2 separate regions of the Homo sapiens genome follow, and region 2 is linked to region 1. Evidence: chromatin loops called from intact Hi-C (ENCODE). Cell type or tissue: gastrocnemius medialis. All regions are shown on one strand. Links, peaks and the distances in the headings refer to the core of each region. The heading gives the core; the rest is flanking DNA.

Evidence for each region. Peaks named below come from ENCODE experiments on the same cell type or tissue, not always from the same donor. Only the 100,000 strongest peaks of a DNase experiment are listed, where the experiment ranks them.
Region 2: it touches region 1 in a loop (2.5-fold over the local background); 1 of 110 quality-filtered maps calls a loop at or near these places.

The regions. Positions count from the first base shown.
Region 1 is chr11:115,157,889-115,172,364 of GRCh38, forward strand. It overlaps CADM1 (cell adhesion molecule 1), which reads right to left. Exons shown (of 12, transcript NM_001301043.2): 12 at 11,348-14,476. Among named protein-coding and RNA genes, the nearest start is that of CADM1-AS1, 230 kb to the right of the region's middle. RefSeq lists an enhancer at 6,733-7,275. In gastrocnemius medialis, for the core only: CTCF peaks have their summits at 12,492 and 12,702; no DNase peak of the experiment used is centred there; H3K27ac peaks cover 389 bases.
Region 2 is chr11:115,297,555-115,300,054 of GRCh38, forward strand. The region is part of intron 1 of CADM1 (cell adhesion molecule 1); the gene reads right to left. Among named protein-coding and RNA genes, the nearest start is that of CADM1-AS1, 98 kb to the right of the region's middle. In gastrocnemius medialis, for the core only: no CTCF peak of the experiment used is centred there; a DNase peak (open chromatin) is centred at 1,277; H3K4me3 peaks cover 309 bases; H3K27ac peaks cover 937 bases.

The sequences.
Region 1 (14,476 bases), core at 11,333-13,832:
CAGGGGCTTTGGCTGTTTTTCCCGCCCCATCCACCCTGATGGGGACTTGGTGAGTCCTAGGGAGTGGGCAGCACAGTTGAGCATCTCTCCCCTGCAGTCCTGCTCTGCATTGCAGATGGGAATCAGGAAGGAGTTCCGGAAGGACATTTCCAGGATTGCAAGTGTTGCCTTTCATTGGCTGTATTCTCTGACCTCCTCCTGGAGTTCACAAGGTACAGGGGAGGAAGGGCTGCTGACCACCGTCCGCCAGAGACAGCACTCTGGGTAGCAGAGCCCTGGGCACTGGTTCTCTGCCATCTGCAACCCTCATTCTGGATGTGAGCTGAGCAGCAGCTGCCTTCTGGAAGCTTCAATTGTAGCCCACGCCTCACAGAGGGAAGCAGTGCAAGAGTGGGGATGGCTCAGCGCTGGACAGTCCCCTTCAGGACTGAGGCAGCAAAGCAGTTCCAGGGACTCCCTGGGTCCACTGCCTGGGAAATCAATTGGGTCACCCTTGGTTTTGAAGAGGCGTGAGCCTGTCATGAGTATCCCAGACGCAAGCACCCTACCCTTGTCTTATTTATTTGTTTTACTTTCCCCATGAAAATGTAAGCTTCCTGAGAGCAAGAACTTCTTTAAAAACAAACAAACAAACAAAAAACACTCTGTCTCCCTAGCACTTAGAAAAGTGCTGGGCACAAAGCAGATTTCAATAAAATCATTCACCAAATGAAGGCATGAATAGGGAAGCATTATTATTCTATTCCAGCCTCATTTTACAGATGATGAAACTGAGATAAAGACGGGTTCATGAACTCACCCTAAGGATCCCTCCTAGCCTTAGGCTTTTGGGGAAGATGTGCTTACCAACAACCCTTACTCCCTGGAAGTTCTTCTGCTAGTCTGACTCGCTTCCTTCCTAATACAAGCATGGCTCATTTCCACCAGTGAAGTTCAGCTGAGAAACACATTCATCTGGAGTCCCTTGAAGTGAAGTGAACGTTTCCAGGTGAGGCTGCCATCTTGGAGGGAGGTTCCTCACCCCTTACTGGAAAGTCGCTGGTAGTAATAAGAACTGCCTCCACTATACATCTGTCTTTTTCTGCATGGAAGGGGAGGGCGCCTTTAAATTACTTTAGCTATAGATCTCACAATTACTTTCCCTCTCTCTAATTTGGATGTTAATGTATTAGCTGCAGCTTTGCCTTCTAGGCTAGAAATTGTTTTTCCCCCGCCCTGAAATTATACATCCAGATAGAGTAGTGTTCATTAAAGTAAGATTAGGAGAGGATAATATGTGAGAGGTATGTAATCTTTTGCAAATGGTTAGTAAATTGGAACTACCCCAATTACAATCTTGTTCATCACACAGGGCTGAATTACTCTGCCTGGGACGGGAGTCTCAGCCACAGCTCTGCTCAGCTCACATTTCATAAATATTGTATACACATGATATTCTCAGCCATCTGCTTCGCAGGTCGCTGGGCACGTTTTCTGACTTTCTGGTTGACTGCAGAGAGTGACAGGGCAGGGCGGCCATCCTGTGTGTTTACCTCAAAGCCCAGTGAGGCTGGCCTTCCCCTGGGGCTCTCCTGATAGCATATGCCTCAGGCTCGATGCCATGGACACACACCAGGCTCGAGGGCATCCTCTTTGCCCCCACTAAGGCCTTGCCACGGCCCCCAGGGTCTTCCCAAGCAGCGACCTGGGAGGTGTGCCTTGGGCTGTCCCTGAAGGGTCCATCTCTAGAAGGAACTTGGAGGCGGATAAAGGTGATTTAGAGAACCTGCCTCACTTCCTGGCTCAGGGTGGCTGGGAACTGGGCAGTGCCCTGGGTTGGCTGTGAGGTCCAGCTTCTGCCTCTCATGGGCAGATGGTCTGAGAGCATGGAGGGTGCGCCCTGCTTCTTACAGGTGTTCTGCTCAGCATCAGTGGCTGGGTCCATCTCTTCCTCCTACTCCTTGGATCTGACCAGAGCAGCTCCCTCTAAACACTTTGTTTCCCTAAAAGCTCATTTCTTTCCAAGAGAGAATGAAAGATGTGACTAAGAGCGAGGACCTTGGACTCAAAGTATCTGGGTTTAAATCTCTCCCTGCTATTTTTTTTTTTTTTTTTTTTGAGATGGAGTCTCGCTCTGTCACCCAGGCTGGAGTGCAGTGGCACGATCTCGGCTCACTGCAAGCTCCGCCCCCCGGGTTCATGCCATTCTCCTGCCTCAGCTTCCCATGTAGCTGGAACTACAGGCGCTCGCAACCAAGCCCAGCTAATTTTTTATATTTTTAGTAGAGACGGGGTTTCACCATGTTAGCCAGGATGGTCTCAATCTCCTGACCTCGTGATCCGTCTGCCTCGGCCTCCAAAGTGCTGGGATTACAGGCGTGAGCCCTGCCCTACTATGTACCAGTTGTGTGGTCCTGAACAAATAGCTTAGCCACTTTGTGCTTGGGTTTCCCCATCTGTAAAATGGGTAATAATTGTATCTATCCCATAGGGTTGTGCTGAGTTAATACTTAGAACTGCAACTGTCATACTGTAAATGCTCAGTAAAGGTTTGTCATTATTTCGTTGCAAAGATATCTTGGCTTTCTTCCTGCTGATTGCAGCATCTCCAGAAGACAGCATGCCAGAGAACGTGTGCTAGATGCGAGCTCTAAGCAGGAGGGAACCAGACAAAGACAAAGGGCTGGATCATTTTAAGTGTTAACAGTGTGCTCAGCACCATGTTTAATGGAGGTTACTTTATCCCATTCTCACAGTTTTTTGAAGCGTATATATTATTATGCCCACTGTACAGATGAGGAAGGTAAGGCTCAAAGCTTTTTGAAAAACAGACTTCCTGCTTCTGCCTTGTTTGAAATTTCCAGTTTGCCATTTGTTTTAGGATAAAATCCCAAATCCTTAACCTGGCCCATAAAATCCTCCATAATCTGATTCTAGCCCACCTTCTTGTTCACCCCTGCTCACTCTCGGCACTCCTATCTTATCGGCCTGTTCGTCAACATCCTACACCCTTCCACTTCCAGGCCTTCGCAGAGGCTCTTTCTTCTCCTTGAACCTGACTTCTCCTTCCCTTTTTACCTAAACAATTCGTATTCATCCCTCAGGTCTCAACACTTCTCCAGAGAAGTCTTCCTTGAACTGACAACCTCCAACACCCCCATCCCCACCTCCTAGATAAGGCTCCACTCACATATGACTTCACAGTAACCCATGGCTTCTTCATAGCACCTCTTACAACTGTAATGAAGTGCTCAACTGTGTGTGTTGTTTGTCTTACTAGAATGCAAGCCCCATCAGGACAGGGTCTGTGTTAGTCAGGAGAGACTGGACTCTGTGGTGGAAACATAAATCCCAAATCTTATGTTTCTCCCTCATGTAACGTGTCCTGTGGGGTTGAGCAAAGGCTTCTGCTCCACCTTGTCACTCAGAGATCCAGGACAGGGGAGGATTCAGTACCTTGTGTCTGCACCGTGTGGAACATTGACATTTTCAGTGGCTGCAGCAAGGCAAGGGAAACATTGGGGAATCATGTGGGCATAGGTAAAATGCAGGTGCAGCACAGAAAGGAGGCACGCACTCTGCCCAACTGCAAGGGGGCTGAGACCTACAGAGGAGCAGGTGGATTATTTGATCCGCCATAGGGTCTTAACCAACGTGTTCCCTTGTGTGTTCTCCATGTCTAGCACATTGCTTGGCACATAGTAGGAGCCCCAGAATATCAGCTGAATGAATGAGCGTGCCAACATAAGTCTATCCAGATCGCGTAGCCAGCACATGGTGATGGAGGTGGGCTTTGGACCACGATCCTCCTATTTGCAAAATCTTTGGCCTTTGCACTCTACCTTGTAGTCACTCCTGATTTATGGAATGCCTTTTTTCCTCCCCATGTAGAGAACAGAATATCATGCATTTAGCCACTTAATAGATTTGTTTTTCCTGATGAAGGTGATGAAAGTTGCATGTCCTCCAATCAGCCTTGCAATCAGCCATTCATCCACTCACCCAAGACAAGTGGCAATTCAAAAGCAGCTAACATTTCTTAAGTGCCTACTGTGTGCCAAGTGTGTGATTCCAGCTAAGGCACACAAAAGCTTGGTGAGGTGAGTGCTGTGTTTCCTGCTTTGCAGATGAAGACACTGACACTGGGAGTGAAGCCTGGACCCAGATGCAGGTCTGCTGGCTGAAGTCCAGAGCTCTTCCCCCAGAGCAGTCAGTGGCTGTTACAGTGGAGCAGGCATCGGAATCACCTAGAGGACCAGAGCAAATGCAGATGGCTGGGCCTTGCTCTAGTTTTCATTCAGTAGAAGTGGCGGGAGGAGGGGGGGGTGGCCTGAGAATCTGCATTTTTAATGCACTCTCAGGTGACACCAGGTGGCAGGCCCAGTGCCTATGTTTTGAGAATGGCTTCCCTACAGCATGCTGCCTGGGGAGGGTGAGGAGGGTTTCCTCTGTTAACTGGGCTCTGGTGTCGTGGCTGGAGGAGCTTGGGGGTCAGGAACATAACATCTCGGGTGGCTGGTATTTGGTCCTCCTCTGTGAGGCTGCCTGCAATCGAAGTCTGTAAAATGAAGGGGTTGGACGGGATGAGCTCTGGGGGTGCTCTGCAGATCTGACAGGCTGTGTTCTGTGATTGGATGAGCGAAACCAAAGCTACAGATTCCATTTAAGTCTCTTCCTAGGTGGGAAGTGCTACAGACTAAAGATTTTATAACAATAGATACCCAGGGAAGTCAAGGAGTTATCGAGTAGCCACTGTGTGCTCAGCATATTGGAGGGCTGTGGGGAATCCAAGACAAGTGTATGATATGACCCTGCTACTCCAGGTACCAACAGCCTGGTTGTGCAGACAAAACACACACTGGAAACAATGAGAGAAAAACGTGTCAGTATATAACCAAGTGCTAATTGGCGTGAACCTGGTTAGGAGCTACCTATGGGGTTTAGGGAGCCCCAGGGGGAAGGTAAGCCTCCTGGAACCTAAGAGTTTGAGAACCTATAACTAATATTTGTGTACAGCACAGTATTTTAACCCACGTGAGCCCCATGGCAAGGTGTGAGGTGGACATTTTAAAGATGAAGAAACAGACTCAGAGACTTGCCCAAAGTCAACTTTTATTAAGTAAAGAAATTGGGATTTGAACCCCAGCCTGCTGATAACAGAGCCCTTGCTCTGCAAAAGGTATGGGAGGTGAAGCAAGGGAGAAGGGAGGGACAAGCAAAGACGTGCCAGGTGCATTCCATCTAGGCCATGTGCAGAGGCTTGGGTGAGATGAGTTGGCAGAGAGGTTGGGTGAGCAAAGTGAATGTCAACTTGATAGATCTGAAAAGCCGCCCTGGGATCCTTGAGTACAATGAAAATACTAAAATCATGGAATGGGTACAAGGAGTGTTTTATTAGGTTGGTTCAAAAGTAATTGTGGTTTTTGTCACTTAAAAAATGTCATGGCAAAAAACGCAGCTGCTTCTGCATCAATCTAATACACCGCTAACACTTTCGTCTCATCCAGGGATGTTTGTGGGGAGTGGCCAGTGTTCAGATACATCCGTGCACAGTAGCAGAGTTACTCCAGATCCTGGAGGCTCTGAGTCTCCACCACATCTCTCCAGGCCACTGATGGTCCAGACATCTTTGTGTGAATTAGAAAAAAAGATATCCCTTCCTCCAAGAAGTTGCAACTCCATGTCAGGACACAAAGCTTGGCTAGAGGGTAGGCTGGATCAGTGTCCGCATCCATCCCTGTGCACCCCTTTGATCCTGTAGCTTGGTCAATTCCTAAGTCTGTACCGCTGCATCTTGTAGGCTTGTGTCCCTACCACTGTGTGTGCATGCACGTCCACACCACACACACACACGCACACAAAGGAGTATGCATAAACCAACACCCTCTCCTTGCCCCAGGGAATTCTTTACTTGTGGGGTAGGGATACCAGAAACCTGTGTGACTTCAAGCTGTTTCATTTCCTACTTCCCAGAAGGCTTTTTAACAGAATTTCTTCTAAGAGGGTTTGCTGGCTGGGCTGGAAGCAGCTACAAGAATGAAATCCACAAGGTCAGGGAGAAGCAGAGCAGGTGATGCTGTATGTATCTGACTCTAGGAATACAGTAACAAAGGAGATGGTGCAGGGAGGCACCAAGTCAAGGGCAGATGAGGCTTGGGAGGCTCTCCCCTCCCCCATCAGACTGTTAACATGGAATACAAAGCTCAAGTCTTTATTACCAGAAAAAAAAAAAAAAATAACAGTAGGAGAAGAGTGGGAGCCAGTAAGAGGGGAGAGAAGAGAGAGCCACATGCTGAAATCAATACCGCCCAGGACAAGCATTATCCCATGTGGAACACCTCAAGCCTCTGCCTAGAAAATTTGATTGGATCTTCAGAAAAACCTATTAGTGTGTTGTCAGGACCTTCTGGTGATAACTGACCAGCTCTCGCCAATCGATGCTCTTCACTTGTGGAGCTCCTGATTTTTTAACAGCATAATAGTTTTTTTAATAATGGGCTGGCTCACCCACTCCAGCAAGCAGGGAGTCAAAGTCAGACTCCCAACTTAAAATATAGAGAAACCCGATGCTCCAGCCACTTCTTCCTAATTGCACAATTACTTTATGAAGCACCAGGGATGGAAGGCTACAGTGGGGAGGGGCGGGGGGGGAGGTGTGTGGCTTTTTTTCAGTGAAGCGAGGTTGTTAAGAAAAGTCACAGAAGTAATTACACAAGTCAAAATTATTTACTAAATGAAAGCCATTCTTCACCAAGGAACCTTTATTTATTTTTTTATAAAGGAAAAAGGCAAAAATTGGATGATCCCAGGATGGTGAGGACATCATAAAGCAACAATGGAATTAGTCATCAATTATTACAGCTTTTTAATTTTCAACTCAAGAGAGGGCAACCCATACTTTCCTTAGGGTTTTAAAACAGCAGTATTTTTGCTCTTTACCGCGCCTTGGATCTGAGATGTCAAAGTACTTTACAAACAAATACCTCCAAACACTTTGGGATTGAGGCTTTTTACAGATGGAGAGCAGGGCCCAGGGAAGAAGCGATTTGCCCAAGGTCACGGCTGAATCAGAGGCACAGCTGGAAACACTACTCATGAATACTGGCTCCTGGAGTCGGAGCTCATCAACACCAGCCTGCCACCTCCCACACACACCAAAACAAAACCCCAAAGCCGGAAAACAGCAGCAGGAAGAAAAGTCACCTGCCCTCCACAGCCCAGGGTGTCCACACTGACAATTTGCTGTACACATTGGAAGCTGGGTGTGCAGGTCAGATATCTCTACAGATTGCCATTGCTGGACCCAGGAGAATCAGTCATTAATGAAAGCTGAAAGTGCACTCTGCATATTTGGGCAGATCAGCTTTCCATCCTGAACCCCCAGGTGTATATGTCAGAATTCTGGGCTTCCAGGAGGCGTTGATGGTTCATGCGACAGTTTGCTCTGCCTACGTGGCAGGTCTGGTTCTTTTCTGTGGTGGCTCCCTCCAGAACTTGCTCTACGTGCTCAGAGTTGCAGTGCAAGATTCAGAGAAGACACAGTTAACAAGAGAGGGAGAGAAAGAGGAAAAGAAAAGAAGGAAGACAGAGGAGAGACTGCTTTGAAACCTGTGCAGGCCCTAGAACCTCTTTTTGTGAAGCCTCCATTCCACACTATGTCACATACATTACAGTCCCACGTTGAATACAGTTTCTGATTATTTACCAGTTACGTTAGGTTGCAGTTTGCTGATGACAACGTTATGGTTTTGTAGATATTTAATTAAACATTTAATACATTTGATTTTACAGTTTTCTTGCCTTCCCTGGATTTTAGAGCTCATATATATACATTTTTTTCTTTCCAGGTCTCAGATATGTTCACAGGCTCTTGAAATGTTTCTATGGCATAGGCACTGTGCTTTCTGACCTTAATGGATAAAACAGCTTAGAGAGATAGGAGAAGGGAGACGTGGGGAAAAAATGATGTTGACGATGACAGAGCAAGAAACAAAATTTTAAAAACCAAACCCAAACAAAAATTTAACGAAGCATACAGAGGGAGTTCTCAAAACTTTAAAATTGCTGGTTAGAAAGAAAAAGGAGACCCAGGGCTTACCAAGATATTTCTAGGAAAGAGACAGACACTTGAAAGACCCATCCAACCACGGATGAAAAAAAATCTCTCTCTTATTATTCAATAATTTATTGAGCACAGGGCCAGATACTGCACTTGGCTTCGGAGATACAGAGCTGGATCAGATACAGTCTCTACTCTCAAGGAATTTACTGTTTTTATTGAGGGAGACAGAAAGGTAAACAAACAGTTCAGATATGTGATAAGGACACAAATTGAGGTAAGCATGAGGAATTGAAAAAGCACAGAGAAGCAACCCGAAGGATGCAGAGACATTCTCAAAAGGAAGAGGACACCCCTGAATATTCAAAGGCACAGAGGTGGGATAGGGTAGGGGCCAGGGGCCAGGGGCAGTGGAGGATCACGGGGTGACACTGAAAGTCCAAACTGAATTGATGGCAGATTGTGAGGATTTGGATTTAGGCTGCAGTCAAAGGTTAACCAGGAGTGGTTCCCTGGCAAGGGAGGGACTGGTGATGGGGCTGGGGAAGGAGGAGGGGAAGCCAGTCCAGAGGCTGCCACATTCTTTTGTTTGAAGGTAAAGGGCCTGGACCAGGTGAGTGACATGGAAATGATGCATTCAGGTCAAGTTTGATAAGCATTAGGGGGGCAATGGGCAGGAATTGCTAACCACTGGAGGCAAATAACCCAGGTTTCCAGTTTGGGAGACTGATCATGCTATTAAATCAGATGGAATATAAAGGAAGAAGTAAGTTTGGAGGAAGCTTTTCATTTCCCCAAGCCTCAGGATCCTAAAGCGGGTGCCATGCTAGGGGGGATGATGTCCCAAAGATTCCCCCGAAAAGTTGCTGGGAAAACCCAGCAAACACTTATTGGGTGTAGGGACACAGAGTCCGGATAGGTTACGAGTTTCCTTTCGGGTCCCTCTAGCCAAGACAGAAACACAGCTCTAGAAGCCCAACACTAGAAATCTGTTCATTCTGCCTCAGAAGAAAGGGGCTTGAAGTGAATAGAGACAGGGAGGGGGTGTGATAGATACTGCTAAGGCCACGTGGAGTGCAGGGCGGAGGCTCTGCTGTGATTCATGGTTGAAGGGAGTTTATTGGAAGTTAGCTAATAAAAGCTCCCAGCTATACTCAAGCATCTGTGTTCTCCCTGGCTGGCAACACACCCTACATAATAGTTGGTGTGATGGCAGAGTCGAGTGGAGACACAAATATCTATCCATCACACCAAATTCATTGGGTTAAACTCCCATCACCCAGAGCTGACCCTTTCCTTCCGGAGGAAGTAATGAGCTAGAAATAAGTGCTATCGGAAGCTGAGTCTAAGTAAATCTGTAATCACAGACATTTCAAACGGTAGCTTCCTTCAGTTTGGGCTTTTCAAACAGATGGATACTCTACCATGAAATTGCCAAGATTAAAAAGAGAACACTAGTTTAACACACATGGCTGGGGAAATGGCCGGGGCCATCTACAGAGCAGGATTCCCACATCTTGGCCAGAGACTTGCTCGGCATTCATGGGAGGTAAACAGCCCCAAAGAAAAGCAACTGCATTTCTTTCTTGGTCTTCCATGTTGGCAGAGGGGAGACAAATGAGGACACTCTGGTTTGGGGATGGCATGAATGAACCACACATGTCCATAAATAAACCCGGAGCCCTCCAAACACACTGCTTGTTTGTTCACACAAAAGCCAGCCTGGCAGCCCTCTGGCCCAGCCATGTTCACAGTTGGATCCTTAACGCACTGTGAGTGTTCAATCAAACTTTTAGTGGTGAAACTCTGGGAGCAGAAAGCCAGCTAAGCCCAAATGGTCCCTTTGCTTTTCCATCTTTTGTGGCTGCCTGGCTGTGCTCTTACGGGTTTTGTTGTCAACAAACTCCTGGCTTGCCTTTGAGCACTCCAAATTATTGAAAATGACTACAGCTTAAGACTGGCAGGATGATTGTTAAAAACAGCCCTGGCATTAATCATAGCTTAAGAGCTTTTGGAAAATGATTCTAATTCAGAAGGGGTGGCTTACAAAGAGCCTTGTCGAAAGTGAAGCAGACATCAAATTCTGAAAGGCAAAAAGCCTCCTTGGTACCCACACCTGGCTTCTTCTGCAATCCAGTTGGCAGAACTGCATGGGGGGCACGGCTTACCCCACCAGCTCACCCCATCTGAGACCACCTTGGGTTTTGCCCACGAGTCCTGTATCACCCCTACCTCTGATATGGGGACCTTGAGATGGGAGAGACTTCAGGGAGCACCAGCAGTTACAGTCTTCCTGGCAGTCCTGGGACTAAGGAAGAGGTGGCCTTGTTTTCTGTCAACAGTTGGCATGCCTTAGACCAGTGCTAAAATAAGCTGTGTGCATAGAGGCAGCTGCGTAGGCAAACACATGGTCAGCATTTGCAAGGAGCCAGGCAGGGCGACGAGCTAATACTTCTGCCTTTTGCCTGCCTGGCACAACAAAGGAGAATGATTTTTGCCATCAGCATTCTCCCTATCACGGAATCATTGCACAATTTAGTATGATTAATGGTTTCCATTTAGGAGAAGCTGAGAATGAAAACAGTGGGGGAGTGGTGGCACTCGCTGGGGGTGTCTGCGGGTGATACTAGAGTGAAAGGGAGAGAGAGCTGGCCGTTGCCTGCCAGCCTGTATCTTCCAACCTTTACTTCCAGGCACGACTGGGGAGACACGGTGGGGCAGAGACACATGGCTTTTGACATGCTTTTGCAGAAACAGTCTGAAAGCTGCAAACTTGTGAGGCACTGTTTGCTGTTTCATTCTTGCATCCTTCCCAATGTTTGTGACTGTGAAGCCACTCCCTTTTACCTGCCAAAGGGAGTGCCAATCCCAGAAGTTCCTAACTAAGGGCTGGGGCTGAGAGTGGTCAGGGCACAGTGATGAGGATAGTGGAACTAACTACACCACTTCTTGACATTCCTGATGGCCACGCGGGGATGCCACACAGGGAGGGAAGGACCCCACCCATGTGCTGGGACTGTAGGGGTGGCCTCCAACGTAGCCGTCTGTCTCTGGAGCACCCAGCTGGTGGTAGACCTAGTCTCAGCTCTCATCGGGTGGCTTTCCTGGGAGTTCTTCTTCTCCCCTCAGTAGCATCCTTTTATTTCCACTTCTGTAGGCTTCTTTTTGGGTCTCACGGCTGCTGCAGGTGAGTGGTGAGACAAAAGGTGCCATAGCCAGGGACTTGTGGGTGCTGATGGAAACCAACCAGGAAAACACAGAGAATTCAAAAGGGTCTGCATTTTTTTTTTTTTTTTTTTTTTTTTTTTTAAGGCATAGCCTTTGTAACTGAAGCCAGATAGAGAGAAAATTGGTGATCTTGGCTGGGGCTAACGTGACTCAAGGCCCTTCTCGATGCATTGGTGTCTCTGCAAGGAAATCTATTATTTTCCATAAACTGTCTTAAGCATCTCCCGGGCTACATTTCTGGCTGTGTTAAGAATCAAGCCATCAAGAACAGCTGTGAATGTTATACAATTTCAGCAGCAGCAATGGGCTTTGGCAGGGAAGTAGGAGCAAAAAACCCAAGTAGGACATTTCAGTTGACAGTAATGGCATTTTCCCTTCCTTGTCCAAACGATAAAAGATTCATGTTCCTAATTGCAACACTATAGCTGCCCTCATCACTTTATTCTGGGAGAGGAGGTTAGAGAAAACAGGCCTAGAGAGAGGGAGAGAAAGAGAAAGAGAGAGAGATGGATAGTAATTTCGTCACTAGCTAACAGAGACTGATTAGTGCAGAAGATTCCCTTCCATAGCAATACTTTTTAATCAGGTCTGCTGTGTCTGGGCAAACAGCTTTTGTGGATTAGCTAGACTTGCACTTGCCAGCATCCATTGCAGGTTTAAACGATGAAATACACAACTACAGAGAAAACAAACCAAAAAGAGTAATAAAGTCACACATTTCAATATTCAGCAACCATTAAGGGATTTAAATATTTGCTTGCTATTAAAGGCCTGCATTAGGCTCTTCCAACACCAGCTCTGGAAGACTGAAATATCAATTACGGATCAATTTTCCCCCTAAGTAAACACTAATGCAGGATAAACAGTATTAGAAGATGCAATCGTAACATTGCTGACTTCAGGATGGACTTCCTGCTGGTAACAGCAAGTTTAAGCCTGGTGATTAATTAACCTGAGAAGATAGCACTTAAGGAAGATTTGAGGCGGTCACGTCTGAAATATGACTGTGAGCCTGTGCACGTCTGGAGGGCAGCTGAAGTCCCGGGCCCAGAGAACCGGTTGATTTGCCCCTCAGTAGTGGTTCTCACCTTCCCCAGATCAACACTTCGAAGGATTAGGAGGGAGTAAAATGGGAGGCGCAGGTAGGTGTGCATGTGTGTGAGAGAAAAAGCAGTAGACAATGTCAGGTTCCTTGTTGGAATACATTCTGCATTTCAATAGGCAAGGCTCGAGTTGTATTTCCCAGCACTGACCACCAGGGGCAGTAGACATTTTATGTTTTTTGGGAATGAAAAAAATAAATAAAAACATAAAAATGAAACAAAGTTTCCTGTGTACTGAAGAGGCTGGAAGCTGAGGTTTGGAACACCTGAAAACAGAGAAGATTCTTGCTTTCAGGTCTCAGTTCAGGGATGCTCATGTGTAATGATGTGAGTGTTGGGTGGGGGGTGGTGGGGGGGGACTGAATCCTGCAGTTCCTATTAGAGGCACATTTCAACATTTTGAGATAAACACAGATAAGGCAAGGACTATAGTTTGCATTTTTAAAAGAGGCCATATTGCATTCTGAAGGCCCCTCACAATATATGATAGCAATACTAAGGCTTTGCTTGGCCATTACCCAAAATGATATTCCCTGATACTATTCCAGTGGGTCCTTGAGAATGATAGGGCCAATCGCTCTAAACTCAGGACTGGCTGGCTTGTCCCTTCACGGCCAACCTGAAAGCCACCTGTAGTAAGGATGGACATGCAAACATCAAGGTTTGAAATACAGCATCGGTGGCCCATTCAGATTAAGTGTAACGTAAGGCTCAGTCAGCCAGGTGCTCGACTCTTCTCCCTTTAATCAGCTGATACTTGCTGGGTGACTACTGCGTGCCTGACAGGAACTTTAATATGGTATTGACCTACAAGGTCATGGATGAGCCAAGAGTCCCTTCTTTCTTCTCCTGTACGGGGGGCCAGCGCTTCAAAAACTATACATGTATGGCTGTGAATACAAATTTCACCCTGAAGGAATGTGGCTGCCAGTTCTTCATGACAAAGGGCTGCGTATTTGGGATCCTGGCAAAAAGGTGTATTAATCTTGGGCATGATTTTATAATAAAACAAAAATACCTTCACTTAAGCAGGGTCTTTCTACCTGTAACACAGTGGCCACATGGTTTCTTTGAGGTTCTTGATGACAGAATCAAAGGAGCATTTCTCCATGGAGCAAGTCCACAGCGGTAAAAGAATTACATTTCAGGTAGACAGAGGACAGTGAAAGATTGCACCAATTAACACCCGCATATCACCTCAGGGTTCCAGTTGATGTATTTGGAGAATGCCAGGCCAAAACATTTGTGAAAACTCTCTGGGGGAAACGAGGGCCATTTTCACTCTCGTACGCACTCTTCTCAAATGAAGGAGTGGGCAACTTATCAAGATCCTTTGAGCGGGGACGGCTTCTAGCACCTTCTCATTTGCATACCCTGTGGAGCTCAAAAGGCAAATGTACAGCAGTCACCACCTCCTGTCTGCCTCAGCTCAAGGAACTTCTGGGACTTTTTTCTGTAGGGTACAGCTAAAGCTGGAGCCTCATGCTGCAGACAAGAGGGAGAGGGGTGGGGAGACTAAACATACTGCATGCCACGTGGCTTGGAATAAGTCTGCTAATGAATGGTGAAGAGAAAAGGGTCATTAAACCTTCTAAGTCGTGGTTTGCAAGGGCATGATGTGTCTATATGCAGAGGAGCCCTCAGAGCTCCCTCTGAGTAGTGACCGCTTCTTCGTAGCCCTGGGTAACCTTCTATCGTTTTAGTCACCATTTGCCTCTATCCTGTGACTGACATGTAATGAACAAGTAGTGTGTGTCTGGCACCTTTTTGGCTGAGCGCTGACTGCATATCTCACTGATCTTTCCTAACAACCTTCGAGGCTATGGTGATGTCCACCTTGCAGAGCAAGAGACTGAAGCCAGGTAGGCTGGGCTACTCACCCGAGGTTTCACTGCTACATGGTGGGACAGGGATCTGAATGCAGGCAGCCTCTCTCTAGTGTGTGCTTTTGATCCTTATTCTATCTCTCTGGGTCTTTTTATAGAGATGCAATGAATGAGTACTCCCTACTGCTCCTTGCCCTCTGGCAGAGGCTGGGAGAGGTCACTGAAGTATCGAGTCCTCTGCCCGGACTTTTCAGTACAGCCACAAGACCCATCCCACCCTG
Region 2 (2,500 bases), core at 1-2,500, 130 kb after region 1:
AAAATCATACATGTTGTGCTTCTGACACAGGCAGAGTATGCAATTCCTGAATCGTTACAGAATACATCTTTCTGAAATATTTCAGCATCCATTACTCTACTGAGATCAAGAAACTAATATATGTTCAATAGATTATCCTATGTGATCCAATGCATCCCTAAGGGCCAAGAACATGACACAAACTGTAAGCACCAAAATGGATTTAAAAGCCAAACACACTAAAGGATGGTGAATTTGAGAAATGCAGGTAAATTGTGCATGAGTAGACAGAACACTGGGGTTTAAGAATAACTAACTCTTGGTTATGTAGAAGAATGGAGAGCTGCACTAATGTGGAACAGCCAAAACGGCAGAGCTAAATGTCATTCATATTTACCTCTGGACTGCACTGCATGGTCCCTTAGAAGTAACATTGGCCTCTCATTTCTGCATAGTTTAAAATAAGAGTGGATTCTCTCATCACACAGAGGCAGAATATGCAGTTTGTGAATTGTTACAGATTCACCACCAACTGACAGGGATGTAGGTGGTAATTAGGGATTCTCATGGGAATAATTGTTGCCGTGAATAATCCACAAAGTAGAGACTTAGACACAAGTCTCAGCAATGCTACTGACACCCTTCTGTATTGGGCATGCCAATTTATCTCCTTGTCTTGGCTTCCTCATCTGAAACACAGAAACAATTTTAACACTTGTTATTTGTCTGGTAGGGATTTTAGGAACGTAAATAAGATGCTCTAAGAAGCTATGTGATTCACAGTAGCATCATTTCTTACTGAATCTCTTGACTGATTCTGGCTCTAAGGATAGAATGAGGAGAAGAAGAAAGGGAAGGAGGCAGGAAGAGAAAGACGATGAGACCCAGTCACTAGATCCTATTTTCATGGCTTGGGGCAGAGGTGAATGCCTCAGTAAATCACACTTTCAAAGACAGATGGTCCTCTTTAACAATAACTTCTCCTCCTAGTCACCACTTCATCTTGTAAGAGACTTTAGCTCCGTATGTTCATGAATCATTGATCCTGTTACAATTGTAATGACACAAATCTGAAAGATATGATGACATTTTACCAGCGTGGTGAGTTTTTGAGAAAGAGTTGGAAAGATGCAACATTTTAAGTTACAGGTTGGAAAATCAGCGAAGACACCATTGTTTTCCTATTTCCTTCTCTACAGTTTACAGTTACAAAGCTCACTCCCAACACACTTTAATTAGCCACTCACTGTCACGTGGTATTTACTAAATATAGAAGGATGAGGAGAATGGCTGGCTGCCCTCCTTCTCGGTTACAGTGGTTCTCTCTGCACTAGCTTTCCGTGAGCAGCCCTTTGCACCACCACTTGAAATCTCAATATTATAGCCCACTCTCTGATGTTACCTGAACACTGCCAGGTCAGACTCTCTCGGAATACTAATATCAAGAAGATCACCATGACATCTGCCTACTGTAGGTAACAATGACCAACCATAAAGGTAATCTTAAATTGGGTTCTCTTTCAAGATATCACTAACTCAAATTGCTTTTGTCATAGTTCTTTTCAAAAAAATATTTTCAATTTAGAACTGGAAGGAAACATGAAAGACTGGGCCTGACTGCCCGTGAAGTTCACTGCTATTGCAGTGCTAAATGGGCATAGACTGGGAAGACAAATGAAATAAGACAAATGCACACTCTCCCTTATGCTCAAGTACAGTATTTAATACAGCTGAACATGGCATTTATTTTTATCTTTGACAGAACCACAAATGGCCACTGACTTTATCTGCAGATGGGATATTCTCAAAAATATTTTCTCCCTGCCCCACAGGGAGAACAAATTTTTTTGTTTACCAGCAGTGAGAATTGGTGAACATGGTGTATGTACTTTTTCTCCCCTTCAACCATCATTAAAGATTAAACATCAGTAACTCAATAAATTCTAGAAATAACAGCTGAAAATGCATGAGAATGGCAAGACCAGACACCAATACGCATCATGGTGGAAAGATGTTTAAAAGGTATGTCCTGTAAATTAGGAGATATTTATATAGTATATAGAATCTCAAAGTTGCACTGCTTTATTATTTTGAAATCCATTCTTATATTCCTGCAGAGTTTTGCAGTCTGACCTATTTGTCTTAAGGTTGGACTCCATTATACATTCTTAAGAAGCAGAAGCAAGACGGAGATGGCCTTGAAAATCACCATCAACATTGTAATCAGTCTCTTTGATAGAGGTGATACAGAGCACTGACACTTTAGCCGCCATTTTCTCTTAAAATGGTATTCTCATTCATTTGAAGACAGAAGCAGAGGACCCTGCCTTGAATTTGCAATGTTTAAAAATGGGAGAAATACACTATTTGATTCAATGTTCAGACATTAACAAAGTGCATTCAAGGAATCTAAATCAGAAAAAAAGGAAAGAAAACTTAGTTTGTAGTAATCTTTCCATAAAAGCATCCAAAATTCCTTTCTGATTGAAAACTGTGATTTCAGATTAGCTACTCTAAATGT